Regions from separate parts of the Homo sapiens genome. Here region 2 is linked to region 1. The links are chromatin loops, found by intact Hi-C in ENCODE. Cell type or tissue: dorsolateral prefrontal cortex. All regions are shown on one strand. Each heading gives the region's core, and the rest is flanking DNA. Links, peaks and the distances in the headings are about the cores only. Region 1 holds the start of EBLN2 (endogenous Bornavirus like nucleoprotein 2). Region 2 overlaps GXYLT2 (glucoside xylosyltransferase 2).

Region 1 (2,922 bases), core at 308-2,807:
TTTTTTCCATTAAAGAGATTTGGATTAAAGAGATTGGTGATTTACTGTAATTTTAATATTGTTGGATTTACATACTGTGGTGGCACTCATTGCCCTGAGATGCCATTCTAGATGCCTTTCCAGGGTGTCTCTAGGGCATAATTCCCATGTTTGGAATAACTACTTGATGGCTTTTCTCTTTATGATGGAAAATATTTCCAGTTGTCAAGATTTAGATATAGCAAAGTAAGAATTAAATTTGGATACAATTTCTCAACCTTGGAACTATGGACATTTTGTACCAGATAATTCTGTTGTGAGTGGGTGTCCTGGGGATTATAAGAGGTTTAGCACTGTCCTTGACCTCTACCCACTTATGCCAGTAGTGTTCCCCTCTCCAAATATCTTTAGACATTGCCAAATGTCTCTTGGAGATGTGAAAGGCAGGGAGGGGAGGTTGTCCCCTGCTGAGAACCATTGGTTTAAGGTTAATCTGGCTCTGCTTTCATAGACTACTCTGTTACCCAGGCTGGAGTGCGGTGATGAGTGATCATAGCTCACTGCAGCCTTAAACTCTAGTGATCCTCCCGCCTTGGCCTTCCAAAGTGCTGAGATTACAGATGTGAACCACCACACCCAGCCCAGTCAATTTGTTTTTAGAATGTTCCCAAGAATATAGTTATGTTGCTAAATAAGATACTAAAATAATCCCATACTATATTTCTTGACAGAAAAACTATTAAAATGTATACATGATAAAAATTTCTTTTATGAAGCAAAATATGTTTTGTTTTGCTCATGAACGTGAGGTATTTTGGAAAAATGGTAAAGAAGTGCAGAGTCAAGTCATAGCGACTAATAATGGGTTATTTTCTTAAATTGTATGCTTATGTTAATTCTCACAGTCTTTTTGTTTGGGTCTGTGACAGATCTTACAAAAGATCTTTTAGACCTATGATTCTTAACAAAATTAAAGAATTAAGTCGGAACCAATTTTCCACAATGTCTCATCTAAGAAAGGACTCACAGCCCAGCAGCCCAGGAGATGACGCAATGGACAGGAGTGGGCTCCCTGACCTTCAAGGAAGATTTGAGCTATCTGGGAAAAACAGACAGTATCCACTGGATGCATTGGAACCCCAACCCAGCATTGGGGATATTAAGGACATTAAAAAAGCAGCCAAGTCTATGCTAGACCCAGCACATAAATCTCATTTCCACCCTGTGACCCCAAGTTTAGTATTCTTGTGTTTCATATTTGATGGGTTACACCAGGCATTACTGAGTGTTGGTGTGAGCAAGAGGTCTAATACTGTGGTTGGGAATGAGAACGAGGAAAGGGGTACTCCTTATGCTAGCAGATTCAAAGATATGCCTAACTTTATTGCCCTTGAGAAGTCATCAGTTCTCCGCCACTGCTGTGACCTTTTGATAGGCATTGCGGCTGGATCAAGTGATAAGATTTGCACCAGCAGTCTCCAAGTTCAGAGACGATTCAAGGCAATGATGGCATCTATTGGAAGACTTTCACATGGTGAGAGTGCTGATCTGCTAATCAGCTGCAATGCAGAATCAGCCATAGGTTGGATCAGCTCAAGACCATGGGTTGGAGAATTAATGTTCACACTTCTATTTGGAGACTTTGAATCCCCTCTACACAAGCTACGCAAGTCAAGTTAGTTGCCAAGAAAGCACAGATGACAACCTATTAATGCTGTGAGAATGTTTCTAGATCAGTGCATGGATGGCTCCATTGCTCTACGGGCCATTGTGTCTGAGATCCCAGTCTTTGAGGAGAAAAAAAACAATGGTTAAAAAGGCATTGGGGAAATATTTTGAGTTTGGGGGTGTACTTTGCCACCCCATTATTGGGGAGCTGTCACCACGAATGTTCCCAAACTTAGCAACAGCGGCAAACTACTGGGCCAAGATGAGCAACCCCACATTTTTGGGATTTAAAGCTCCTGATGTTATACCAGGATCAACCATCACACTCCCTTTGCTTCAAATGGCATCTACCCCGTAAGATCTTGAGGGGGGAGTGTTGGGTGGAATCATAGATCCATGCACTCCTAACATGAACTAATTCTCATTATTTAAAAAAAAAAAAAAAAAAAAAAGTCCAGGTGTGGTGGCTTAACGCCTGTAATCCCAGCACTTTGGGAGGCCGAGGTGGGCCGATCACTTGAGGTCATGAGTTTGAGGCTAGCCTGGCCAACATGGCAAAACCCCGTCTCTACTAAAAATAAAAAAAATAGCTGCGCATGGCATCACACGTCTGTCATCCCAGCTACTTGGGAGGCTGAGGCATAAGAATTGCTTGAACCTGGGAAGTGGAGGTTGCAGTGAGCTGAGATTGCACCACTGCACTCCATTCCACCTTGGGTGACAGAGCCAGACTCCATCTAAAAAAAAATTAAGTCATCCACAAGTGTATTTTCTTTTCTTATAGGAAAAACAATTCCAATAGTTTAAATCGAATGAATGGTGTTATGTTTCCTGGAAATTCACCAAGCTATACTGAGAGGTGAGATTCTAGATTTTTAATACCTACAGAGTTTGCATTGTCCTGATTTTGAGTAGCAGGCTTAGTGTACTTTTTAAAAATTGGGCATTTTATGGACACCATAGGATGAACTACATAGAATTAGTTAATTTGGTAAGGCATGGGCCTGAAAACAAAGTTGCAGCAAATACTTCTGTGATGTATTCACATCAACATACCTTAAGAGGGATGACTTTTTATAAAAATAGGAAATGATGTTCATTTATCTTATTATAGGTCTAATATAAATGGGCCTGGGACACCCAGGCCACTTAATCGACCAAAGGTTTCTTTGTCAGCCCCCATGACAACAAATGGGTTGCCTGAGAGCACAGACAGCAAAGAGGCAAATTTGCAGCAAAATGAGGAGAAAAATCACAGGTTTGTATGTTTTATAT
Region 2 (2,922 bases), core at 322-2,821, 170 kb before region 1:
CCTGGGGAGGGTCAGGCTTGTGGTTGTAGTTAGCTGAGAGCCTGGAGTTGGATGTGACACAGTCCACCACCTGCTTACCATCCACAGCCTGTGCTGCCTCGCCTCCCACAGGGGGCTGCTGTAAGTGAAATTCTGCCACGTCAACGCAGGAAACATAGCACTCTCCTTCCACATCTTGTTTTCATTTCACAGAAGTTTCCAAGGATTTGCCTCGTTAGTAGGCAGACCCTTCAATTTTGTAACTAGTCATTTGTATGCAATCTGCCCTGTGGTGGCCTCCTTCTCTATAAATATAAAGCCAAGAGGTAAGTAAGGTCTGAGCTTTTCTGTCAAGGGGGGATTTGAAAATGGACACCATTCTGGAAGCAGCAGTCCCAGTGCACAAAACAAATGAAATCTTCCTTCTATTTTGGCTTATTGGTGATTTACAGCTGGCTGACTTCCAAAAAGAGTCTAAGACAACGTATAGTAAAAGACACATATACAATAAGTCCATTGAAATGGTATAAAAAATGAAAAGTCATAAAGAAGAGGGGTAAATAAATACTGTTTGTCAAAAATAAACAGTACCTTTGTTAGTAGGATTAAGTGTTCAATTTAAGCCTGGCAGCCATTTCAAAAAGGGAACCATGATGGGCTGCCTCATTTTCACTGAACAAGAGGAAAGGTTTATCAAGAGAGATTTTTTTTTTTCATGAAACTGAATGATAAAATGAGAATTGTACTTGGGAACAGATTTTAGACATTAGAAGACTCTAGCTTGCTTCTGAAAACTCCTCCTTGAGCCTACATACAGAAAAGGAAGGTTAACTGCTAATCAGTGCAATATTGAAAAGAATTTGGCATGTGGAGTCCAGCAAATTGGGTTCTAGTCCAAAGCCATTTCACCTTATTTTCTTCATCTGTGAAATGAGCAAGTTAATCCAAAAGTTGTCTAAGATATCTTCCAGCTCAGACATTTGATGATCCTATGATGAGATCATCAAGTTTAGCAGCAAAATCCCAACAATGGTTATTGCATGGCCCTTTGTGCTAACTCTTGCAAAATCACTGTTTCTCATTTATGGGCTCCATCCTAGCGCTCTTACTGATTACTCAACCGCAACCCTGTCCTGAACTTTATTCTTTTTTTCTGTGTTGGCCTGGATATTGTTGTTTCTCTTAAAATATGGCTTCTAAGGGAGACTTAAGATACCTCTAAGCCCTGTAGTTTTCCTCTGCCATTTTATTCCATAGTCATTCAGCAAACGTGATTGCACATTTACTCTGCCAGGCACTCCTGGTACAATGGTGAATGGAGTTGCTGCCCTCCCAGAATTTGAGGGAAAGGAGACAATACAGAAACACATTACACTTGGCAGCCTCCCCAGCTGCTCCAATGAAAGGAAGCATGTGTCTCATCAAGAGGCACCATTTCCTGCAGTTCCCTTTAGTGTCTGAGATAAGTCTTCTCAGAGTGTTCAAACCTGAATAAAGGTCTCGCTAAAAAGAGATGGTGTTCTGTAGCAAAATGCTTCATCTATGGCCATCCTATAATTAGCTAATAGCCCCAGAGCACATTAAAGGTGTCTGGATCTTGAGTACCATCTATGATATTATGTAGTGTGAGTCTTGATTCTATCCACAATTCATTTTTGTTGATTGGTCCATGAATCCCCTCGATCACCCTCCACACCTACTCAGTCAGTAAGCCCTATTGGTTCTGTCTCAAAAATATGTCCCCAGTTCCACCATTTCCACTCCATAGTTACTTACTGAGCTCCTAACCACCATCATTCCCTAGCTGGACACCTGCAGGTGCCTACTCTCTGGTTTGTGTGGGTCCACTCTAGCGCCCTCTACAGTCCATTTTCCTTACGGCCGCTTCAATAATCTGATAGGTAGACCAGATGGGGTCCACCTATTTGCTGGTTAAAGCCCTCCAGTGACTGACTTCCTGTCACACTAAGAATAACTTTAAGTTTCCCAGTGTGGCCTTTGAGCCCTTGCCTGATCTCAACTCCATTTAGTTTTCTGGCCTCCTCTCCTACCACTCTCCATTCACTTGCTCTGCTTCAGCCACACTGGGCTTCAAATACACCAAGCCCATTCCTGCTTCAGCAGCATGCATCTCTCTGTGCTGGAATGTTTGTGCACATCCTAACACGGCTAACTCCTCCATTTTTTTCAGGACTATGCTCAAATGTTTTCTCCTGAGAGGGGTCCTGCTAGCCGCTCGAGTACTCCTCTCCATCACTCTCTTCTTCCTTACCCTGTGTAGTCTTTTGTTTTTCACAGCACTCATTGTGTGAATATTGTATGTTATTTGCTCCTGCCCCCTCATGTACACTTAACAGTGATCTCCTTAAATCACTGTTTCACTAACTCCTAAAACAGAGATAGATGATCTCATAGCAGATATTCAATAAATACTTGTTGAATGAACTAATGAATGGGTGCAGGACCTGCCTGTGCCAGCCGTGTTCCAAGATTTACTTATAGTATTAAGTTCCTTATTATCTAATAATATTCAAAATAGTCCCATACCCTTTCGAAGAATAGTGAGGGTCTTTAATAGTAACACCATTAAAAGAGAGGAATGTTTTTCCTTTTAAATAGGTTTTATTTTTTATTACTTTTATTATTTGGGTTTTTTTTTTTGAGATAGTGTCTCACTGTGTCACCCCAAGGGAGTGTCTAAGCCCACCATCATGATCCATGCCTTTCATAGTGTGAGCTTCTTGTATCCAGTACTAAGCCTGTCAATACATTCATTTCTCTGCCAACAGCTATTGGTCCACAGGTATGTCATATGACCCAAACTGGCCCAATCAGCCAGAAGGAAAGAACTTATTTTACATTATTAAACAAAAGACTCCATCTTCTAGATACAACCAAGGAAATAAATAGCCCCAGCTGCCACCATATTCATAAGGGAATCGC

What was found. Hi-C counts contacts between places; a loop is a spot of excess contacts. Peaks named below come from ENCODE experiments on the same cell type or tissue, not always from the same donor. Only the 100,000 strongest peaks of a DNase experiment are listed, where the experiment ranks them.
Region 2: it touches region 1 in a loop (3-fold over the local background); 2 of 110 quality-filtered maps call a loop at or near these places.

The regions. Positions count from the first base shown.
Region 1 is chr3:73,061,242-73,064,163 of GRCh38, forward strand. It overlaps PPP4R2 (protein phosphatase 4 regulatory subunit 2), which reads left to right. Exons shown (of 9, transcript NM_174907.4): 6 at 2,432-2,506; 7 at 2,762-2,905. EBLN2 (endogenous Bornavirus like nucleoprotein 2) reads left to right here and starts at 418. Exons shown (of 1, transcript NM_018029.4): 1 at 418-2,096. The coding sequence starts at 841. The coding sequence ends at 1,659. In dorsolateral prefrontal cortex, for the core only: no CTCF peak of the experiment used is centred there; no DNase peak of the experiment used is centred there.
Region 2 is chr3:72,891,221-72,894,142 of GRCh38, forward strand. The region is part of intron 1 of GXYLT2 (glucoside xylosyltransferase 2); the gene reads left to right. Among named protein-coding and RNA genes, the nearest start is that of GXYLT2, 4.6 kb to the left of the region's middle. In dorsolateral prefrontal cortex, for the core only: no CTCF peak of the experiment used is centred there; a DNase peak (open chromatin) is centred at 1,341; H3K4me3 peaks cover 76 bases; H3K27ac peaks cover 1,413 bases.